3 separate regions of the Mus musculus genome follow, and regions 1 and 2 are each linked to region 3. Evidence: chromatin loops called from intact Hi-C (ENCODE). Cell type or tissue: left cerebral cortex. All regions are shown on one strand.

Region 1 (8,000 bases), 190 kb before region 3:
GAGGTCCACCAGCTCCTTCCTCCCCAGTGCTGGAATTAAAGAAATGAGTCACCAGCCTGGCTTATCTTACCATTTTTCAAAGTACAGTTCCGTTGTGTTGACTATATTGACAGCTGAACAACCAACCTCTAGACTTTTCTACGTCCGATAGTAACTGTCTTTTTCCTCCAGGAGCACCAGCAACTCCTGTTTCTACTACTAACTCCTGTGACTAGACACTCCCACAAGGTGAGCGAGTCCTTCTGTGGCTGCCTAACTTCATTTGGCACAAGAGCCCAATTCAGCCGGGCGTGGTGGCGCACGCCTTTAATCCCAGCACTTGGGAGGCAGAGGCAGGTGGATTTCTGAGTTCAAGGCCAGCCTGGTCTACAAAGTGAGTTCCAGGACAGCCAAGAGTATACAGAGAAACCCTGTCTCGAAAAACAAAAAACAAAACAAAACAAACAAACAAAAAAAAGCCCAATTCAACCATAGCTCCTGTCAGGGTTTCCATGGTTTGAAGTCTGAACAACACTCCCTGGAATGTACTTCCATTGTTTACCCCCATCTACTGACAAATAGTTGGGTTGCTTCAGTCTCCCGACTGCTGTGAATAGTTGAGCCATAAACATGGATAACGATTATCTCGTAAAGACCTGCTTTTGCCAGGCCTAGTGGCAAAGGTTCATCTCTAGGTGAGTGTGGTTCTCAACCTTCCTAATGCTGCAGCCCTTTAACACATACCTCATGTGACCCCAACCATAAAACTATTTTTTTTGTTACTTCATAATAATTTTGCTGTTATAAATTGTAAATATCTGACCATGCAGGCTATCTAATTCTGGACCCCTGTGAAGGTTGAGAACTGCTGTCTTACAAGTTTATAGGTAGCCTGGTTTACAGAAGTCCCAGGATAGCTAGGGCTGGCTACACTCAAGACCCTGTCTTGAAAGAACAAAGAAAAAAAGAGCTTGCTTTCCATTTTCTTTGTATGTGTAGCCTAGAGAGCTGCTAAATCATCAGTTATTCTGTTGTCCATCTGAAGTACTAATTTTAATGGCATCCAGCCGGGTTTACTGTCCTAGCAGAACATAAGAATTCTAGCTGCAACTCGGGAGGCAGAGGCAAGAGGATTTCTGAGTTCGAGGCCAGCCTGGTCTACAAAGTGAGTTCCAGGACAGCCAGGGCTATACTACAGAAAAACCCTGTCTCAAAAAACCAAAAAAAAAAAAAAAAAAAAAAAATTCTAGCCGCAGTTCCTCCCATCCTTACCAGCACTTGCTGTTTTTTTCTGTTTTCATAGTAAGCTTTCTAATAAGAACAAGGTGGCTTTGGCTTTCTCCCCACTGACTAATGACATTAGCCCTTTTTCTCCAACACTGAAAACATGTCAGGAAGCAAAAAGTTGAGATTTTTTTTGTTTTTGGAAACAGGGTTTCTCTGCATAGCCCTGGCTGTTCCTGGAATTCACTCTGTAGACCAGGCTGGGTTTGAACTCAAAGGATCCACCTGCCTCTTGCCTCCGTAGTGCTGGGATTAAAGGCATGTGCCACCCCTGCTGGACAAGTTAAGAATTCTTAATCATAAGCTAGAGAGATGGCTTAGTGGGTTGAGAACACTGGCTGCTCTTTGAGAGGACTTGGGTTTGACTTCCCAGCACCTATAAAGTGGCTCAAAACCATATACAACTCCAGGGGATCTACTGGCTTCCAGAGGAACACATAGCACACAGGCACATTTGAAGGCAAAACATCCATACACATAAAATACTTTTTTAGCCGGGCGTGGTGGAACACACCTTTAATCCCAGCACTCAGGAGGCAGAGGCAGTCGGATTTCTGAGTTCCAGGCCAGCCAGGGCTACACAGAGAAACCGTTTTGAAAAAACAGAAACAAACACCACCCCCCCCCAATTCAATCAAACAAACAAACAAACAAACACCTTTTTCTCACTATAAGCAACAAACTGTACCTGTTCTGTTTTACTGAATTATCAACTGCAAATACACTTAAAAACAAACAAACTTATTTTATAAGCATGGGTGTTTTGCCTGCATGTGTGTAGGGTGTAGGGGTACAGGATTACCCAGGAGCTAGTTACAGGCAGTTGTGAGCTGCCATGAGAATGCTGCGACTTGAACCCAGGTCTTCTTCTGAAGAGCAGCCAGTCTCCCCATTCCTAAAATTTTAAATCTGGCTGAGGTTTTTGTTTTGTTTTTTAGACAGGATTTTAAAGCCCAGGCTGCCTCTGCCTCCTGAGTGCTAAGAAAAAGGCCATAGGTATGTCCTACCATGCTTGACTGAAGTCTGCTTTTCTTTTTTTTAAAGATTTTAATTATTATTACAAATTAAGTACACTGTAGCTGTCTTCAGACACACCAGATGAGGGCATCAGATGTCATCAAGAATGGTTGTGAGCCACCATATGGCCACCAGAACCTGAACTCAGGACCTTTGGAAGAGCAGTCAGTACTCTTACCCACTGAGCATCTTGCCAGCCCTAAAGTCTGCTTTTCAAAATGACACCTTTTTAAACAAAATACACTATCTGAGTACATTTTCTATAAAAACAATTAAGTTCCAAGTAGCAGCTATCATAATATGATGCACAGTTGGGCAGAATCAGGAAGGCAATGAAATGCAGTCCAAATGCATCACCAACAAGATGCTGGAAACGGAGAAGTCCGCAGGCTATGGATGGCTGTCACACACAAGGCAAGGCACTGCCCTCCTAGGACAGGGTCTTCTATAGCCCAGATTGGCCTCAAAACCTGATACATAGCAGAGGGTGACCTTTCTTGAACTTGACTCTCCAGACATCCCCGCTTGCCTCAATTAAGCAGAACCTGCCAACACACCCAGGTCCTCTACAGAGCAGGCTACATCCCTAGCCCAAGGCAAGGTGCTTTTAATAAATCCTACAAAGAAAGCGACTTTCTACGTGAAATATCAAGAGAAGAGATTTGTTTTTGTGGTGATGAGACCTAAAGAAACTGTATTTACTTCAGATCTCACATTAGGATGCAAAAACCCAGAAGCTAGGCTGTGTCCACCACCATTCCTGGCCCAGCAATACCTCTTACTGCCATTCCTTACTGTACCAAGTCCTGTGGTTTTCTTTCCTTCCTGGGTGAGGGGTAGGAGGTTGGTTTGGTCTTTAGAGCCTCTGCCGCCTGAGCTGGGGTTAAAGGCTTGTGCCACTACGCCTGGATCAGGTCCTATTTTAATACATTTGTCTTGCCTGGCTCGTTATCTCTGAATTACTTAACAGCTATGTTTACTAGCCTGCCTGTTTCTCCCAGCTTTAAGCTCTCTAAAGGCAGTGCCTGTCTGCAGTAAAGTGTGCTCAGTGACCAGCAGACTGTCACGAGTGAACAGTAAATATCAATAAATATCAAGTACAGAGACTTCTCAGCTGGTGAGTGAGGAAAAGGCGTCTTAGCTTCCTTCCTTGAAAAAGATGTTGAAGGTCTGGAGAAATGGCTCAACAGTTAAGAGCACTGACTGCTCTTCCAGAGGTCTGAGTTCAATTCCCAGCAACCACATGGTGGCTCACAACCATCTGTAATGAGATCTGACTCCCTCTTCTGGAGTGTCTGAAGACAGCTACAGTGTACTCATATAAGAAAAACAAAAAAACAAACAAAAAATCCTAACATAAGCCGTGTTCGAAGCCAACCTGGACTATGTATGTATGTATGTATGTATGTATGTGTGTGTGTATGTATATATAAATTTATTTAAGGCCAGTTTGGTAAGCCCTGTCTCAGGCAAAACTAAAAACGCTATAATAAACCGGACCCGGCGACCGCGTCTGGAAGTCCTGCACCATGAACTCTTCGCAACAAATCCCGTCTCAAAAAGAAAAGGCGGCTACCGAGACTCTTTTAAGTTTCTATCATAACTTAGGCGGCCAGCGGCGAGACTCCCGGAAGGAGAGGAACGCCGTGCCCCGCCACAGGGCGGGTTGCCTCGGTTTTCCCAGTCATGGAGGCGGGAGCCCAAGGCCGCGGCGTCTGCAGCCTGCCGGAGGCCGCCGCTCGGCTTTTCTTCCCGCCTCCATGCGGCGCGGGCCGAGCCAAGGAGCGCGGGAGGCCCGGGGCGCCTCTCCCAACGCGCCCCGCGGAGGCGAGGGGAGCCTAACGCCCGGGCGCTCGGGACGCGCGCGACCGGAAGCGCGCGGCCGGCCCCACCCCCACCGCGCCCCTCCCCCACCGCCCGCCGAGCCGCGCGCGACCCCCGGCCGGCGCGTGGCCGCCATTGCGTCCCCGCCGGCGCCGCCTTCCCGCCCGGGCCGCCTCGCGCTCCGCCGCGCCCCACTCACCCGCGGGGCCGCCTGGCCGCTGCCCGGGGCAGGAAGCTCCACTCCCCCGTCCCAGGCGGCGCCGACTTTACTCCTCACTTGCCAGCCGCGCACCGCAGCGAGGTGGCGCGCGTCCCAGGGGTCGGCGGGGTGCGGGAGGAGAGCGTAACTCGAGAGCCAACCGTCGCGGCTACCGTTTCCCGGCCGCGAGGGGCGTCGCAGGCGGCATGATCCGCACAGGCCGGGGGCCGGGGCTGGGGGGGGGGGGGGGGGCGGCCGAGGAGTGCGCGGGAGCGTGGGGAGGGGCGTGGCCTGCGCGCCGGCGTGCTGCGTCACCGCGTGGTCACGTGAGCGCCGCCATCTTGGCGAGCTCGGGAGCGCGCGGGCCGCCACGGGGACGCTGGGGGAGCTCCGGGGATCTTGGGGCAATGGCGCGGGGTCCTGACCTCCCTCTCTCGCGGGCGGGACAGCTGACCCTCGGCTACCTGCTCTGTTTAAGTAACTGTAAAACCTTGCGCTGCCATCTTAGTGCTTCGGAAAGGACTTAGCATGTCCTTGTGGGGAGTTGACCTTCATACAGATGCCTTTATCTCAGCCTTGGCAAGGTTCTGCTAGGGCATCATAGCGGTTTGCTCGCTCGCTTGCTTGTTTTTAGCATGCCCTCTACAAAGTGCATTATCAAATGTTTTGAGAAGTTGTATTTGACACCTTCCCTCCTAATAACTGGGTGAGTGAAGACTTTGGTTTTGAGCCTTCAGAACATACGATGTGATGTAAAACTGAAGCGTTTAGAAGGGCTTATTAGACTCCAGGCACCGTGATTCAGCAAATATTGCCCAATAAAGCTAAGGCCGATGACTACCTTTAAATAGAAGTACTCGGGTTTTGACTGATTAGGCTAGTTACCCAACCTCTCTGGAGTCGCTATCAAATTTATGGAAATTGCCAGGCGTGGTCAGCTGTGCCTCTGACCCCAGCACTTTGGGTTGGCAGGCACAGTGCTATCTCTTATCTTCATAGAAAGTTCCAGGCCCGGCAAGGCTATACAAAGAAAGCCTGTCTTAAAAAACTATGGAAAGTACAACACTAAGTCAGAGTCTCAACATTATGGAAAGTGACCTACAAAGTAAGGTCGGGGGAAAGCTTGCAGATACCAGCCTGGCCTGAACAACAGGCCAGCAGCAGTCATTCCATCACCCATAGTGTTTTTAAAAGGGGTCCTTTTTTTGAGATTATATTATCATTTCTCTCTTTTCCTCCCTCCAAACCTTTATTTTTTCTTTTAAAGATATATATATGTGTGTGTGTGTGTGTGTGTGTGTGTGTGTACACACATATAAATATATATTTGGTTTTTCAAGACAGGGTTTCTCTGTATAGCCCTGGCTGTCCTGGAACTCACTTTGTAGACCAGGCTGGCCTTCAACTCAGAAATCCGCCTGCCTCTGCCTCCCAAGTGCTGGCATTAAAGGCGTGTGCCACCACGCCCGGCCTATATTTATTTTTTATGTAGCTGTCTTCAGACACACCAGAAGAGAGCATCATATCCCATTACAGAGCCATCATGTGGTTGCTGGGAATTGAACTCAGGACCTCTGGAAGAGCAGTCAGTGCTCTTAACCACTGAGCCATCTCTCCAGCTCTTTCCCCCCTCCAAACACTTCTATACATTCATCCTTTCTTTCAAGTGTTTGCTTTTTAAATATATTATTGTAAATTTTGTGTGTCTGTGTGTCTCAGATGGGGAATGGTATGCGCACAGGTTTCTTCAGAATCCAGAAATGAGCGTTGGATCCTCTGGAGTTAGAATTACAAATGGTTGCTGTCAGGTCCCAAAGAAACCCAGGACAAATGGCTAACTGTGGTGTCTGTTAGCATGCCAAAGCACAGGCTGGTAGCCAGGCTCACAATCTGCTCTTCTCTAGCACACACCAACCCCCTACCCTAAACCCAGGCTGAGGGCCTTCAGTTCTCTTCCCCCAGCTTCTGAGTTCCAAAAATCCTGCCAGTTTGGCCATCTCTCTTGGCTCTTTGCCTCTTCCAACTTTCTCTTCCTTTTTCTTGCTCTGCCCCCTGTCAAAGCTCTGGTCAGTCTGTTATTTGTCTCCCTGCCCTGGCCTCTTCCCATGCCTCTGGCTGTACTCTCTCCCACATCTACACTCAAAGCCTTCTCCTCAACCATATGCCTCAGAACGGTCATGTCCTCATTTCATTCAGCTGTGAGCTGTCTGATACATGCCGGAAACCTAACATGAGACCTCTGCAAGAGAAGCGTTCTCATCCTTTAACCTGGAGACATCTCCCAGCCCCTGCTGATCATTTAAAAATAAAGAGAAGGATGAAGAACTATCTGAGAGGATCCCTGGATTGTGTGTGGTGGCACTCACCTGAAGGTCCAGCACTTGGGGGTAAAGGCTAGAGGGTCTGGACATCAGCTCAGCAGGACGGATGAGTCTGGAACTGTAGGATGGGTATCTTCCACTGTTTATTTACCTCCCTTACATCCTGCACACGCTGGCAGTCATTGGAATAGGACTTCTTGACCGAAAGGAGGGGAGTGTGCCATGCTGATTGGCAAGGACTCAGAATCCCTACCTCCCAGAGCTGATTAAAGCGAGGGGCCTGGCATCTCTGGGTATTGGATGTTGCCTGATAATTTTTATTTTTTAAAGACTTATTTTACTTATATGAGTACACTGTAGCTGTCTTCAGACACACCAGAAGAGGGCATCAGATCCCATTACAGATGGTTGTGAGCCACCATGTGATTGCTGGGAATTGAACTCAACGACCTCTGGAAGAGCAGCCAGTGCTCTTAATGACTGAGCTATCTCTCCAGCCCCTAGTCCCAACTTTTAATTGAACTAGAACCAGAGCTCAATGTCAGGTGAGTCCCATTGAATTGTTTCGGCCCAGACTTTGGGGACTTCGGCTAGGAACCTCTGAAGTAACGGGCTTGGAGATAGGCTGGCTGAGGGAACAGTTTGTGTTCCTATTCTTGGGCCAAGGTCAGAGCATGGATGGGGCCATTCTTATCCAGCACTTCCACTCCCTCTAGACCAAAATAGTGGGTTTCCATCTTGGTGAGGAGGTCTCTTCCCAGCAGGGGATATGGGCAACCAGGAATGACCATAAACACGTGAGTTACCCATTGCACTCCCAAGTCCACCTTTCTTCAGGTAGTCAGTGGTAGGGCTTGGTGCTTGTTGCCCCTTGCATCCTTGCACCCATGTTCACCAGACAGTCTGCAGGCTTCCCCTCCACCTTTAGGGTTGCCCAGGGTTCATGGAGGGTGTTAAGCCCCGACACCCTCAGTCATCTTCTAATTCCAGAACCTTTGGACCATCTCTTTGATGTTTTCTTAGGATACTCATCTTGGCACTCATGCTCCCAGCAGCCTTTCCCCTCAATAGGCACACTGGTCCCTCTCTGATGGAGAGTGGTTCTTTCTTCAGTGGGAGCAGCTCTGCCCCTCCCAGGAGCTGATTTTTCAGCTCACTCTTGTCGGACAGCTGTGGCTTGTGGCAGCACGTAGTACTTCCTCCAGTCCTCTGGTCTGTCATTCTCCGGGGTCTCCCGGTTGTGAAAAGCTCTCAGCTCTGTGGCTGCTACCTCACTCAGTTGCTTACCTGAAAAGCCACCCAGGCGCTGGAGCATCCAATGGATGTGAGGGGCAGTTCGGTTAACAAAAGCCATGTTCACAGATGACTGGTGCGTT
Region 2 (8,000 bases), 280 kb before region 3:
ACAGGGTGTACTGGCTGGTTTTGTGTCAACTTGACACAGGCTGGAGTTATCACAGAGAAAGGAGCTTCAGTTGAGGAAATGCCTCCATGAGATCCAGCTGTGGGGCATTTTCTCAATTAGTGATCAAGGGCCCCTTGTGGGTGGGACCATCTCTGGGCTGGTAGTCTTGGGTTCTATAAGAGAGCAAGATGAGCAAGCCAGGGGAAGCAAGCCAGTAAAGAACATCCCTCCATGGCCTCTGCATCAGCTCCTGCTTTTTGACCTGCTCGAGTTCCAGTCCTGGCTTCCTTGGTGATGAACAGCAGTATGGAAGTGTAAGCTGAAACCCTTCCTCCCCTCCCCTCAACTTGCTTCTTGATCATGATGTTTGTGCGGGAATAGAAACCCTGACTAAGACACAGGGTTTCTCTGTTGTAGCTCTGGCTGTCCTGGAACTCGCTCTGTAGACCAGGCTGGCCTCTAACTCAGAGATCCATCTCTGTCTGCCTCCTGAGTGCTAGGATTAAAGGCAGATGCCACCACTGCCCAGGAAGCTTTGCATGAGTCACCACAGAAGGATGTCAGGATGTAGTAGAATATAGGTGTGAAGGGTCAAGCTGGAGGCCAGTCAGCACAGGTAGAGCAATGGGTCCAGAAGCAATAGAGGGACTCTGGTGTGGAGGGGAAGTGAGGAGAGGTGATCTAAGATGACATTTTTCAGCTTGAGCAACAGTGGCAGAAGCTGTGTTACCAGATAAAAACTGCAAACGATGCAGATGGCGTAAAAAATAAAAAGGCCCTGTTAAAATCGGTGGATGTGAATGGCAACAGGCCAGGACGACAGGATGGTGAGAATGACAGTGAGTGGATTCACATACCTATGCCCTTGGAAAGAGAGGAGCTAGCATGGGTGAGTTCTCCAAGACTGGTGGGTGGGGATAGAAATAGCAGGATGGTGGTTGGAGTGAGCTGGCTGGTGGGTGGAGACAGCCGGCTGGTGGGTGGAGACAGCCAGCTGGTGGGTGGAGACAGCAGGCTGGTGGGTGGAGACAGCAGGCTGGTGGGTGGAGACAGCAGGCTGGTGGGTGGAGACGGTCGGCTGGTGGGTGGACACAGCCGGCTGGTGGGTGGAGACAGCCGGCTGGTGGGTGGAGACAGCCGGCTGGTGGGTGGAGACAGCCGACTGCTAGGTGGAGACAACAGGCTGGTGGGTGGAGACGGTCGGCTGGTGGGTGGAGAAAGTTGTTTTTAAGTTGAGAACAGGTTTAGTGGAAAAGGTCAAGGACTAAGAGGCCTTTGGGAGCCCTGGGACTTCTAAGTTTAATGTTTTATATATGGCATTGGGAGGTGTTGACACAGTGCTTACACAAAAGCTTGGCATGTGTTTTCTCTTGAAATGTGTGTTGATGTTAGGCTTCTCACACATCAGACAAGCACTGTGCCATGAAGAAACTTTTCTACCTGCAGGAACAGTGTTGTTGTTGTTGTTGTTGTTGTTGTTGTTGTTGTTATATGGATGTTTCTCATGCAGTGACTGATACACCAAAAGAGGGTGTCCGAGCCCCTGGAACTGGGGTTACAGATTGCAGATTGTTGTGAGCTGTCATGTGGGAGCTGGGAACTGACCCAGACCCTCTGGAAGAACAGACAGTGATCTTAACCACTGGGCCATCTCTCGGGCCACTTAGTTATTCCTGTTGCTTTAAAAGAGAAGACCTACATTTTTCTTTCTTAGATTCTCAAGGTTATCTGTGTTCTCTCCATAAAAGTTAAGAAATAGACCCAGTTTTTACCATTTTAGTGCTATTTTTACATATTCCTGCACACTTGTCATCCATGTGTGAACAGATGGCAAATGTTTGTCTTTTTAAAAAAGTTTCCCAGAGAGGCTGGAGAAATGGATCAGCTGTTAAGACAATTGACTGCTCTTCCAGAGGTCCTGAGTTCAAATCCCAGCAACCACATGGTGGCTCACAACCATCTATCTGTAATGAGATCTGATGCCCTCTTCTGGTGTATCTGAAGACAGCTACAGTGTACTTACATATAATAAATAAATCAATCTTTGGGCCGGAGCGAGAAGGAAAAAAAAATTTTCCCCAGGAGTTTAGAATACTCTAAATCTTCCTAAGAATATGAAAAGAAGAAAATAAAGGTGAGAGAAAAAAATGTGGACTGACAGTTTGCCAATGTATTTATTAATCCCTTTATTTACTTATTTATTTACTTATCTATTTTGAGACAGGGTCTCACTATATAGCCCTGGCTGTCTTGAAACTCAATATGTAAACCAGTTGTATTCCCAACTCACAGAAATCCCCCTGCCTCTGCCTCCAAAGTACTGGCTTTGAAGGTGTGTGACAATGCCTGGCATTTTACCGGTTTGTTAGTAATCTGCTGTATCCAGCATTTCCTCCCACATAAACCGCTCAGGCAGACGGAGCTCCAGCACCTGGGCTTCCCGAGAGTCAGTCCCTGGGGCTGGAGACGGCTCAGTGGTTAGGAGAACTTGTTACTCCAGCAGAGGACCTGGGTTCACCAAATGCAGGCTTACCATCATCCGTATTTCAGTTCCGGGGATCGCATGCACCCTTTTGACCTCCACAGACAGGCACCAAGGACCCATGTGGTGTACAAACATGCAGGCAAAACACTCATGCATATAGAACATGTATTTAAGATGTGCTAATATTCAGTATTGTCTCCACGGGTCAAATGCTACACTGCTACATATATATTCACATTTGCTATATTCCAGTGAAAAGTAGAAAGCATTTCAAGAAGAAACCACAATGCTAGAATAAACACCTGACCCTTTGGAAAATGTGATGTATAACTCTCATGTTTGCTACATTTACAGAAGAAAAACATTTTCTGGTAGGAGGACCAGTTTCACCCTGTTTTCTCATGCGTGCTGAAGGAGTGGCGCTTCGGGCAGGTGAGCCTGCTGAACTGCCTCAGAGCTCAGCACTGAGAGGTCTAGAGTTTACGAAGCACTCCTGGCTCTGTCTCCCTTTTCTCCCACAGCTTTTCACGTGCCCAGTTCCCTTTCCATGAGTGAATAAAGTACTAGCAGGAGCCAGGCGTGGAGACCCATCCTGCAGCAGGAGGTGGGTGTGGTGACCCATGATGCAGTCCCAGTGCTGTGGACTGAAGACAACCCGCTGATCAGTCCAGCTAGCTGAACCAGTGAGCTCCAAGTTCAGTGAGAGACGCTGCCTCAAAAAAATTATATTTACATACATATACATATATATATATGTATACACACATATATATATATGTATATGTATGTATTTGTATGTGTGTGTGGGTGGGTGGGTGTGCGTGTATTACCACAACAGAGTGTATACACACACACACTGTTGTGGTAATGCACACTTTTAATCACAGCACTCAAGGCAGAAAGAGGCAGGTAGATACCTGATTTCAAGGCCAGCCTGGTCTACAGAGTGAGTTCCAGGACAACCGCACACATAAACTCTGTCTTGAAGATATAGATAGATAGATAGATAGATAGATAGATAGATAGATGGATGGATAGATAGATGATAGATAGATAGATAGATAGATAGATAGATAGATAGATAGATAGATAAATAGATAGATAGATAGATGATAGATAGATGATAGATAGATAGATAGATGGATGGATGGATGGATGGATGGATGGATGGATAGATAGATAGATAGATAGATAGATAGATAGATAGATAGATAGATAGATAGATAGATAGATAGTTGGATGATAGATACAAAATAATAGTAAGAGATAGAAGTTGGATTTGGGTTCAGAGCTTGCCCCCCTCCCCCTGCTACTCCCTAAAGCCGGGGAAAGCATTGAAGAATCAGTCAGCAGACGGCTCTAAATGCTGAGGTGCCCAGCTGAACATCATTTCCGTGATGGATGAGCACGTGTCTTTGTAATTGTGGGTGTAGGATCAGCCAAGAGTAACTGTTAAGTAAGAGCCTTGGCGATGGCTCAGCTGATGGAGGTGCTTGTGTTTAAACCTGACTGGGCTGAGTTCCAACCCCAGGTCCCACAAGGTGGCAGGAGAGAACCAGCCTGGAGAGCTGTCCTCTGGCCTGCATGTGGCCACAGTGCACAATAAAATAAAAGCAGTGGGTTTCAGGCCAGCGAGAGCCTATCTTGAAAAATACCAAGAAGTAAATAATTAAATGAATCTGTTCCTGGAACTGATGTATAGGAAGACCCTGGAGGTGGGCACATGATCTGGCAGGCGATCAACCAACAGGATCTGCCAACGGGATCTGTAAGGTGAATCCTAGTAACCTAGAGGAGAGTTATCTAGTTACCAAGAGAGTTACCTAGTTCCCTGCTTAGAGAGCCCTCAGAGTGTTTGTCCAGCAACAGGGACTGGCTGGGTCAGAGCCTGGTGTCTGGGTGGGCAGTCACTTGCTCACTGAGTTGGTTCTTCATGCTAACCTTAGATTCCAGATCTTAATAAAAACTGAACGTCAGCTGTCAAGAGGTGGTAACGTATGCCTTTAATCCCAGCACTTGGGAGTCAGAGACAAGCAGATATCTGTGAGTTTGAGGTCAGCCTGATCTACAAAGCAAGTTTCAGGACAGCCAGGGCTACATGGAGAAACTCTGTCAAAACAAACCATAAATCCCTAAGAGTCTATTGCCCAACACTGAACAGCAATTGTTAAAATGAGGTCATCTTATTTAAACTCCCAAGCAAAGCTTTACATAATCACTTGGCTTCTCTAACTCCTGCCCCATGTCACCTGATAGTTTTGTTTTCCTCAATTCCTTTCATAAAGACTTTTTAGAAGAGGCCTCCCCTACAGCCATGCTCTCCCGGAAGCCCAAGCTCTCTGAGGGGTTCCCTGCAGGTTAGATGCAGGGAGCGGGCTGCAGAGGTGCACACTGCCTTCCTGGGAGCCCGGGTTCCTACTGCTGATTCAGGAGTCTCAGGCTCAGGAGCAGATGCACGCATATTGCGGGTCATCTGTCTTTCTGTGTCTGCCATTTCCTCTCTCCAGCCACAAAGAGCAAGCGATGCGCCATGTTCTATTTCACTTGACAGTTTGCAGGGACTCCTGGCAGCTTTCCTGTTTCCACCAGCAAATAATACAAGTTACTGTGGAGGTTTGCTGACATGATGAAGCTGCTGGTTGGTCTGCTGTCCTGCACCAGGTGTTGCTGGGGTCCTGCACCTGCCTTTGCCCCCACCCCCCACCCCTGCTCCTGCAAGGTGTCTGTTGGCTGAACTTTTGTCATGCTGTGTTAGTTGGGTTGTTACTGGAGGACATAGGGCAAAAGGCCTGGGTCCAGGAGTTCACAAGCCCCAAGTTGAACCAGTTAAAGACAATGGTGGTAAAGGCAGAGAACGATTTTACTACATAGACAGATTGGACAACAGAAAAAGAGGCTCAGTGACCCCAGGTCCATCTTCCAACAGACTAACATGATTTTGTTTTGTTGGTTTTGTTGTCTGTTTTTGTTTTTTGTTTTTTGGTTTTTTTTTTGTTTTTTTGTTTTTTTGTTTTGTTTTTTTTTTGTTTGTTTGTTTTTTGAGACTAGTCTTCTCTGTGTAGTCCTGGCTGTCCTGGAACTCACTCTGTAGACCAGCTTGGTCTTGAACTCACAGAGATTCGCCTGCCTCTGCCTCCCCAGTACTGGGATTAAAGGCGTGAGCCACCACCACCCAGCAGGCTGACAGGATTTAAGGAATGGGACTGGAGAGATGACTTAGTGGCTATGAACGAACGTTAGCTGTTCTTCCAGAGGAACCAGGTTTGTTTCCCCAGCATCCCTGTCCAGTCTCACGACCTGGAACTTCAGTTCCAGGGGGGCTGGCACCATCTTCTGACCTTGCTGTGATATGTGGTTGCTTCCAATTTGACCGAAAAATAAAGGCTAAAGGGACAGAGTAGCAGAGATAAGTCCCAGGGGACTGTTCACAGTGAAATGGGGGGTGGGGGGGAGCAGTATCAGTTAGCCGAGGCTCTTGAGAGGTTACGTGGGAAAGCTGGGATGGCCTAGGAAAGTTGGAAGCTGGGATAGCCTTGGAAATCCTTGCAAACAATCATTTCTTTCATTAGTCAGAGATGAGTCTGCCTTTGGGTTAGGGATAGAGAAATCCTGAAATTGTCAAAGTCACTGTGTGGCATTAAGAAAGTGACAGAGAAGGTATCTGTACCCTAGGCTAGCCTCAAAGTTTCCATTCTCCTGCCTGTGCTTCCTGAATACTTCCTGTGGCAGCATGCCTAGCCTACAGGCACTTGAATGTGGAAACCTGTATTATCAGCTGAGAGAGGCGTGGGGTGAAAGGGTCTGTCCACGAAGAAGGCAGACATCAGGGCCATGAACGGCTTAAGGACTGGGAAGGCACAACTTGACAGAAGACTCTCCTAAAATGATGCTTTTAGGTTGTCTTGCTCTATATCCCAGCCTAGCTTTAAACTGCCTACTGTAGCCTGAACTGATCTCAGACCAGCCATCTTTTCTCCCTCTGACTCTTGAGTTCTAACATTTTAGGACCATGCTGCCTAGTGAGCTGGCCTTTGTTGTTTGTTACACTTTTAGGAGTGATACATTTTGACCAGTGACTTTTGTAGTTTATACACAAATTCCAGGATAAGCCTCCAACTTCTCAAACACTTTTCTTTAGAAGAAACACACTATGTTGCTTAGTCACTGTTGTTATTATTTTTAAGCGGGGTTGAAGAGTCAGGCTCAGGGGCCAGTCTTGGTCCTTTGCTCTTGGTCACCAGGACCTCTGCCTGTTCTCTGGCCAGGGTGGAGCTGTTGGCTCAACAGTTCATTAAGGAATTCCTGTGATTCTTTACTGCAGCCTGGGTTGGTTTTAAATGCTGGGATTAAGTGAATAGCCTTCTCTTGCTTTTGTTGGTATTGGCATGTGGAGACTCAGTTAGTGCCCTTAAGTGACTACTAGGAATTTAATTTCAGCTAAGTACTGCACTTCTCAAAGCAACACCAAGAGAGGGAGGGCTTGTTCTGGGTCCAAGAGCACAAACGGAAATATTATGCAATGTTTGCTTCTCTATCAACACTGAGGACACAGAACATCAGAGAACCTGGGAATAAATGTGAAACGTTAGAATGTTTACAGGGGTAGGAGTGGGAGGTAATCCATCGAAATACTTGTGCGGCTCTCACCCCTTGTCTTAAGAGACCAGTGGAAGTGGCTGTGAACACAGAACCTGCCCTTCACTCAGGCTGTTTTGAGGCAGGGCTTTACTATGTTACCCTGGCTGGCCATACTACCTCTGAGTGCCAGGTTTATATGTGGTGCCATATACCCAGTGCTTTTACTTGCTCATTTATTTGTGTGGGCATGTACCTGCTATGATGCATGTGTAGAGAGAGGTCAGAGGACAACTTTGTGAGTTGGCTCTCTCCTTCCACTGTGTGGATCCCAGGTCATCAGGCAGCAAGCACCTTTACCATTGAGCCATCTTGTCTGGCTGGCCTTCAGTTCTTGAACATTAATTTCTTCCTTTCATGCAACTGCCACCCAAACTGCTCCATGCAGCTGAAATCCTCACCATTCATTCTTTGAATTCAGCTCAAAACAGCCCCTGCTCTTCCCCAAGGTAGGTAGGATCACATGTTCTGGCATCTATGCATTTTCTTCAGTGATGACTGAAGAGACTTCTTCATAGCTTATTCAAGAGCAGAAAACATAGTAGGTACTCAATATTAAGTATCAGTTAAAGAAAAAATAAGCCAGGGCTATAGATCAGTCAAGAGCGCTTGCCTCTCAGGGTTGGGCAGGGGTGGCAGGGCGGAGGGGGGGGGGCGGTGTTGGGGATTTAGCTCAGTGGTAGAGTACATGGCTAGCAAGTGAAAGGCCCTGGGTTCAGTCCTCAGCTATGAAAAAAAAAAGTGCTTGCTTCATGCACTAGGCCCAGGTTCAACCACAGCACCCCAAGAAAAAAAATCTAGGTGTGTGTGTGTGCATTCGTGCACACGCATGCACACTCATGAGTGTGTATGCATGTGCACACTCACTCTGCACAGTAAG
Region 3 (8,000 bases):
TTTCAACTGTAGCTCTGGGGTACATTCTTAGCCTACACTTTCATGAGTGAGGTCTCTGGAGGAAGTGACCACGGTCTCACTGCAGGTAAACCGAAACAAAGCTGACCTGCCCATTTCTGAGATTAAAATATGATCTACCCAGCACCTCCCTCTCCTTCTCCGCTCTCCTTCAGCTCCTAAGAAGGTCCTGTCTATGCCTCCACCTTCAAGGTGGACTCTGCCGCTTCCAGGGCCTGAGAGACAGGGAACGAAACATGTAGTGACAGAGCCGAGTGAGCGGCTGTTCATGCCCAGAGAAGTGTTCAAACAAGAAAGGGAGGCTCCCTTCCGGTAACTGTTGTTTTATCTTAAATACCTTTCCAGTTGCCCTCTCTGGGCTGTACTAAGACACGGAAAGACTTGCTCACCCTCCAACCTGCAGTGCAAGCGGTGCCTAACAGCCTTCTTCCCTCACAGTGAGCCCTGGACCACCCAAATCACAGCCTTTGCTACTAACCACACAACCTGGTATTTACAGCTCTCACAGTGGCAAAGCATGCTGCTTCCTCTTTTCTTAGAAGGCAGCCCCTGAACATGGCTCTGTCATGGTCTCCTGTGACGTTTTGTTGACATTTTTAAGAGATGTCCTCTGGCAGGCTCAGAGCTCCTTGAAAGCTGGCTCCTGCTCACCTCTGTATCCTCCGCACAGAAAGACGCAACATACAGGAGCCAATCAGCACGCAGGGACCACAGCTTTGGGAACCATCAGGACGGTGCAGAACTGTGGCATAAACACTGAATGGAGCACTTCCTTAGAGGAAGAAAAAACTATTGTGCAATCACAACTCGGCTATTTAAGCCATCAGATCCCATAATCACATCACAGCTTGAGATAATGGCTCTCACCAGAGATGCAGTTGTAAATGAAGGAACACTTAACCTTTCTGAGTCCAAGTCCTCCCTCTGCTAAACTAGAGGGCCAGGGGCACTGAGTGCATCTGCTTTAACATCAGCAAGTAGCTTAGTGACACTCGGATGACGTCATGAAAGCACCACACAGGTGATTAAAGGACAGATTAAAGGAAACAATTCTCAATGAGCCCCACTACACTGTGGGGTGGCAGATGGCACGTGAAGCTCCTGAGAAAATAAACAGAGACTAAGATAAGAACCCTATCCAACTCATCTATCAAGAAATTAACGTGTAAGTTCATTTTCTAAATGGTTCCCCAGACAGTTCCAGGCTGTCAGGGCAGAAGAGGTCCACGGTGAGCAGCCTGTACCAGCAGACCCACCACACAGGGCTCTGCACCGTGCTCTGCGGCAAACAACCCAGAGGAGGCAGGGACCTGCATCTCAGCAGAGCGGCTGATCTGTGACCAAAGCCTGCAGCAGAACACACGCACAAAGAAAATGCTCTAACAGTCCTTTGCTCAGACTCTCCCTATCTTTAGAACCGAGTAGAGCCTGAACCTACAAAAACCAGCAACGGAAAGAAGGAACTCACCAACGTCAGCAAGTCGGGACAAAGGCTTGAGTGGGGGAGGGGGCGAGGCAAAGTTTTTCTGTCAGAACAGTAATTATGAAGAAAACATTAAAAAAAAAAGGGAACGAGATTAGTTCAAAATATGCTGCAGATGTCACAAACACTACCACAGATCTGGGGATCCCTGATTTATTTTTATAACTTGAACTCTGGATAGCATCTTCCTACATCTCTAACCAACCATCTGTGTACTTGAAGCAGGACAGACAGATGGCCAATACGCTGACACTGCAGGCTCAAGGTTCCTCAACTGCTATTTTCTTCTAGAGTGCAAAGACATAAGATGCAGGACAATGCAGTACAAATCCTTAAGAGAGAAATTTAAACTAAGTCGTGTGCCAATCAAAGTATCCTGCGTGGAAGAATAACCAATTCACTGGTCCTTAAAAAAAAACAAAACATTTAAACCCTGGCATTCCCAGTTTCTAAGACTTTCACACCTTTTCAGGGAGTAGGGTGAGCTAGTCAGTAGTGGAACCTAGAAAGAGCCTTCCAAAGATGTCTAGAAACACCAAGAGCTGTAAACAATAATCGTGTGGAGCAGATCCATACCAAGGGGAGCACCCAGGATTTCCCTTTCCCGGTGAAAGCAATCAGGTCCTATTTTTAATCTCCCCCTCATGCAAACATCCAGGGAAACCTCCCATTCTGGCTAATGAAAGCTATAGCTGATTTGTTACTGAAAGTAAATACAGAACTGTTTTAAAAGATCTGAATGGAATTCGTCACACTCGGTGGCAACACTTTCACAAGAAGATGACAAGAAAAAAACAAAACCTTAAGGGAAATATATTTTAATAAACTACTTCAAATGTTTTTTTTTTTTTAAATCTGGTAAATATTGTAACCAAAGGTATCACCGGGCAAGCAACCCAAAGGTTTCCTATCTTCCTAAACGCTTCCCCACTGATTAATTGAAAAGTAATATGTTGATAATTGCATGCAGGTGAAAAGATCACCACCCTACACATTGGGAAAGCCTTAAAGGGTTATTAAAATTAATTATTTCCTTCAATCGAGTAAGATCTGTGACACTCAAACGCACTTCTGGCTTTTCACTATAAGTGATTCTCAAAAAGGTTTGAAAAAGCCCAGTGTCGTGACAAGTTAACAAAAAGTCGGAACTAGAACGCTCCTGGGAACTTGATCACATTCCTTACTCTTTTCCAATCAACAGTTTTTAGTGAACTTGAAAAATACTGGGGAGGGTCTTTGGCAAGGAATTCAACAATATGCAACTCTGGAGACATCAGCGAAGTGTACGGAAACCAAGCGCGGAGAAAATGCTGCTTTTGTTCAGAGGCCGCCTGCGATAAAAACAGGAACTTTACAGAGAAGCTGATCTCCACAGCACATTCGCCTGACCACATGCCCACAGCCGGCATTGAGGTCCTCATTGTTATCCAAGGCACTTCTCTTGTAACAGAGCCCAGATTTAGTCCATGTTTGAAATTATCTACACAAACCCAACCCTCCCTGTACCAATCCATTGTCAAAAGAAAGAGGGTGCCGGCCAGGATTTGCATGTACCCGGTAGCCACCTCTACAAAGACTCCAAAAGGTGACCAGATAGGAAAACCTAGACTGAATGCAGGTGGCAAGAAAAGCCTGCTGCTCCCAAGGACAGAGGCGGTCTAGAGGCAGCGGATCGGGGGGTCTCTGGGTTAGCGCCACCGCTTCCGACCTCCCTCGGACCCTCAATGGCTCCCCCGCTCCTTTCTCACGCCTGTCACTGGTGAGGCACCTCGCATTGTTAGAGAAGCAGGAAGACGTGCAGCTGCGGCGTCCCCCTGCGCCTCGTTCTGAAGCCGGAGCGAGGGGACAGGCGAGCGGCCCTTCGGGAGCAAGGCAGCAGAGGGGCAAGGTGTCAGCCGGAGGGCGCAGCTTTGTCTCCAGCTGACCCGTCCCCGGGTCCTGCGGGGCCCCCCAGGGACAACAATGAAAGCCCAGCCGCGCTTCGCGGGTGGGGAGCGGCGAGCCCCGCCAGCCCAGCCGCCCACAGGCCGCCGCCCGCTCGCCCGCTCGCCCGGCCCGCCGCGCGCTCGCCTACCCTCAGACAGCTCCAGCTCCAGCTCAGCCAGCTGCGCCCGCACCTCGGGGGGCAGCGCGGCCACCGCGGCCGGCGACGGCTCCAGGCCTCGCTCCGCCATCGCGGCTGCGCCAGCCACACTCCGGAAGACGAGAGGGGGCCGAAGGAGGGACGGACTGACGCGGGCCCACACCCCGGCTACAGGATCCGGCTCCAGCCGCCGAGAGCCGCCGGCGCTGCCGCTGCCGCCGCCGCCGCCGCCGCCATGAGCGAGGGTCACGTGAGCGTGCGGCCCCGCCCCCCGGCCTGGAGCTCGTCCCGCCCCGGAGACGCAGGACGGGCGTGGCTACAGCGCCCTCTACCGCGGATCTTGGAGAGCGCAGGCTGCCGTCGCCTGCTCTGCTCTCCTTGGGAAGATGCGGCACCTGCTGCATATGACGCCTACCTTCCACAAACTCTCAAGCAAGAGGACTCCGGGACGTTGCCCTTACTTCTTCCAGTCCCTCTCACTCGGGAGAGCATGCATCTGTCATGTCTTTTCCCCCATTTTCCCTGATGGACCTGCCTACAGGCCACATCCTTCATCTACCCCAGATTCTGGATTATGCCTGCCAACAACTCTTTGATTTCTTTTTCGGTGCTTCTTGTAATCCCAGCACTCAGGAGGTGGAAACCGGAGGATCTGAAGTTCAAGGTCATTCTCTCCTCAGTGAGAGCCAGCCTGGGCTACATGAGACCTGTCTCAAAACACAAGAAAAAAGATCACAGTCGAACTTGCTTCATCTTGCCTTGACTCCTAAAGACTTATAAAAAGAACTTCTGTGGGAATAGGGGTTGGGGACATGGTTTCATTGTTACAATCGCTGGCTGCTTCTGCAGAAGGCCTAAGCTCAGTTCTCAGCACTGGGCGTCTAATGCCAGCTTGAGGACCTCTGCAGACCTCTACACACACGGCTACATACACCGCATTCGGTATAATGGTGCACGCCTTTTATCCCAGCACACAAGAGGCAGAAGCAGGCTAATCTCTGAGTTTGAGGCCAGCCTGGTCTACATAGTGAATTCCTATTCAGCCAGGGCTACACAGTTAAGACCCTGTCTGGAGGAGCGAGGAACGGAGAGGGGAGGGGGAGGAGAGGAAGAGGAAGAGGAAGAGGAAGGGGAAGAGGAAGGGGAAGGGGAAGAAGAGGAGGAGGAGGAGGAGGAGGAGGAGGAGGAAGAAGAAGAAGAAGAAGAAGAAGAAGAAGAAGAAGAAGAAGAAGAAGAAGAAGAAGAAGAAGAAGAAGAAGAAGAAGAAAGAAAGAAAGAAAGAAAGACATCTCTTTATGCAGTCTTGCCTGACCTGGAACTCTCTACTCAACCGACAAAGGACAAAGATCCACTTTCATCTGCCTCCTTGCTGAGTGTTGGAATCAAAGACGTGCCCTAGCTTGATGGGGAGTTGGGGATAGCTTTTTTTTTTTTTTTTTTAGCCACCTCAGTATGTAACCTATATGTAGTCCAAAAGTACTCATTCTAGTTTAGTATATATAAGGAAGGCCAAAAAAAAAAAATCCCTGTATTCTTTTTCCCCTCTTTTATTATTATTATTTTCTTTATTTACATTTCAAATTTTACATTCCTGTATTCTTACCAAAAACTATTAAGATCTTTATTTTACATTGTAACTTTTGTGTTTAGTATTGAAATTTTGTCACAGGGAGACAACTGATTTATGATTTTTTTCCCCACTGTGTGCATGGGGGGGGGGGGGGTGGCACACACAGCCTGAGGGGATCCTAGTGTCTCTTTCTTTCCAAGGTGCTCCAAAATGGAAGCTGGGGATGTTAGAAGCAGGGAGCCCAGGAGTCAATCCCCAACATTACATAAACTGAGGAGCTAAATTCAAAATCAGTCTGCTCTGTCTCGAGTTCTAGGCGGGCCAGGACTCATAGAGAGATGTTATCTCAAAGCCACCATAAAGGAAAGAAGGAGGGAGGGAGGGAAAGAAGCGTGAGCTCAAAGCTGCTTAGGGGCAAGACGTTGAGATTACCTCTGAACTGAGCTAATGAGTGCTACGGATGTAATCCCATGTAAAGTTCTTGACTCCATGACATTCCGGAAGCCCCAAGATCCACCAATTTGTTCAATTGCACCTAGTATTATTTATGTATGAATTTATTTAGTGTATGGGTGTGTGTGTGTGTGTGTGTGAGAGAGAGAGAGAGAGAGAGAATGCCCATGTGGAAATCAGAGAAGAACTTGCAGGAATCTGTAGTGAGGCCTTGAGGAAGTACTCTTACTCTGGAGTTGTCTCATCTCGGTTTAGTTTAAGACTACTTAATGATTTGGGGGCTGGAGAGATGGCTCCGCAGTTAAGAGCACTGGCTGTTCTTCCAGAGGTCCTGAGTTCAATCCCCAGCAACCACATGGTGGCTCACAACCATCTGTAATAGGATCCTATGCCCTCTTGTGGTGTGTCTGAAGACAGCTACAGTGCATGCATATAAATAAAATAAATACATCTTTAAAAATACTAATGAAAAAAAGACTATTAATTCATGACACCTTCCATCAAGAAATGAGATCCAAACAGCAAGATGGCTCAGTGGGTTTCTAGTCTGACGGACAGCCTGTGTTCAGTGCCTGGAATCCACATGGTAGAAAGAAAAGACTGACACCCAAAAATGAACTTCTGACCTCCACACACACACGCACACACACACACACGTGTACACACATTAAATAAATAAATATATATATATATTTAAAAACCACTGTTAAGAAATGAGCTAGCTCGGGCTGGTGAGATGGCTCAGTGGGTAAGAGCACCTGACTGCTCTTCCGAAGGTCCGGAGTTCAAATCCCAGCAACCACATGGTGGCTCACAACCATCTGTAAGGAGATCTGACTCCCTCTTCTGGAGTGTCTGAAGACAGCTACAGTGTACCTACATATAATAAATAAATAAATCTTAAAAAAAAAAAAAAGAAAGAAAGAAATGGGCTAGCTCAATGATTAAGAGCATCTTTTGACTTCCAGAGGACTCAGGTGTAGTTTCTAGCAACCACACGGTTTCTCACAACCCTCCACAATCCGGTTCTAAGAGCTCTAAGGCCCTCTTCTGGCCTCTGAGGGACCACATATGAAGGCAAAACACTCACACATATAAAAATGAATATATAAATCCTTAAAGAAAGGAAGGGGCTAGAGAGATTAATCCCCAGTAATGAGATCTGACACCCCTTCTGGTGTGTCTGAAGATAGCTACAGTGTACTCATATACTTAAAATAAAGAACCCTTTTTTTAAAAATCATTAATTAATATTGCTTGCTGCTCCTCTAAAGGACTAGCACCCACTGCAGGCACCTGCAGCTCAAACTCTAAGGGATCTCTGGTGTTGTCCTCTGCCTCCAAGATCATCCATGTGTGGTATGCACATACAGACACAAACAGATCTATAAGTAAAAAAAAACAAATCTTCAAAAAGAAACAAAATGAGATCCAAGGACTGCACGGTGGGAATGTTACCTCAAGGGGAACTGAGGCAGGAGGAGCCCAGTGAGCTTGAGGCCCATCTGAACTACATAGTAAGTCCCTGGATCTGAAGGAGCACATGACTGCTTTGACCAATAAGATATGGCAGTAGTGACCTGGTATGATGTACTCGGGAGTCAGTCCTAGTAGCCAAGCTTGCTCTCAAATAGACCTCCAAGGAATCTCTCCTACAGCTCTCTGAACCCTACACACACACACACACACACACACACACACACACACACACTCCTTACTCTACCTCCTATCACAAGCCACATAGGAGAAGTCCAAGCCACAGGGCAGGTCACGTGAGGTGTTTTGTGTAGCAACTCTAACTAAACCCAGGTCCTTCCCCAGGCTGAAGACTTCACCTGACTCCAGCCCAGATCTGAAAGTGTTCTGAGGCCCAGGCTATGTGCAGCCCTCCCTGCCATGCTCTGCCCCAATTCCTGTGACATGCTTAAATCCCGTTGCTTTCTCACAGGACACAGGGTGGTCAGCTACCCAGCAATAGATGATCAGAAGCGCTCAGGGGACACTCTTTCCTCCCCAACAGATCTGCTTTCCTCCTAACCCCTAAAGAGGCTGAATATGCACATATCCACTACCCAGCTGGCTGCTTCTCATTCTCTGCCTTCAACTGCCTCTCCTGTCCTGCACTGAACTGTGTGAGCTCAGAAACGTACTCAACTCCAGTGCCCTGACTCCCCACTGACTGACTGAACCATCATGCCTGGACCTAAACTGCTTTTTACCTGAAACTTGCTCTATACCAAGCTGTCCTTGAAATCAGAGATCTGCTTGCCTCTGTCTCTTGAGATAAAAAGGGGTGTAGTAAGGGTGTGCCTGTATTCCAGCCAGTGAAGTTAAAGGTGTGTCAGTCAGTTCAGCCAGATTGTACAAACCTTTGGATGGGATCACTTGCCAGA

Evidence for each region. Peaks named below come from ENCODE experiments on the same cell type or tissue, not always from the same donor. Only the 100,000 strongest peaks of a DNase experiment are listed, where the experiment ranks them.
Region 1: it touches region 3 in a loop (2.7-fold over the local background); 8 of 42 quality-filtered maps call a loop at or near these places.
Region 2: it touches region 3 in a loop (2.4-fold over the local background); 11 of 42 quality-filtered maps call a loop at or near these places.

Annotation. Positions count from the first base shown.
Region 1 is chr15:100,224,386-100,232,385 of GRCm38, reverse strand. Atf1 (activating transcription factor 1) reads right to left here and starts at 4,527. Exons shown (of 7, transcript NM_007497.3): 1 at 4,304-4,527. In left cerebral cortex, CTCF peaks have their summits at 1,520, 3,374, 3,579 (motif pointing left) and 4,462; DNase peaks (open chromatin) are centred at 3,970, 4,667 and 6,311; H3K4me3 peaks cover 2,259 bases; H3K27ac peaks cover 1,980 bases.
Region 2 is chr15:100,317,348-100,325,347 of GRCm38, reverse strand. It overlaps a transcript of Mettl7a1 not described here. Among named protein-coding and RNA genes, the nearest start is that of Mettl7a3, 14 kb to the left of the region's middle. In left cerebral cortex, CTCF peaks have their summits at 1,997 (motif pointing left) and 4,019 (motif pointing right); DNase peaks (open chromatin) are centred at 816 and 1,838; H3K27ac peaks cover 620 bases.
Region 3 is chr15:100,034,485-100,042,484 of GRCm38, reverse strand. It overlaps Dip2b (disco interacting protein 2 homolog B), which reads right to left and starts at 3,821. Exons shown (of 38, transcript NM_001159361.2): 1 at 3,576-3,821. The coding sequence starts at 3,675. In left cerebral cortex, CTCF peaks have their summits at 3,929 and 6,009 (motif pointing left); DNase peaks (open chromatin) are centred at 2,055, 2,981, 3,227, 3,885 and 4 more places; H3K4me3 peaks cover 3,577 bases; H3K27ac peaks cover 3,547 bases.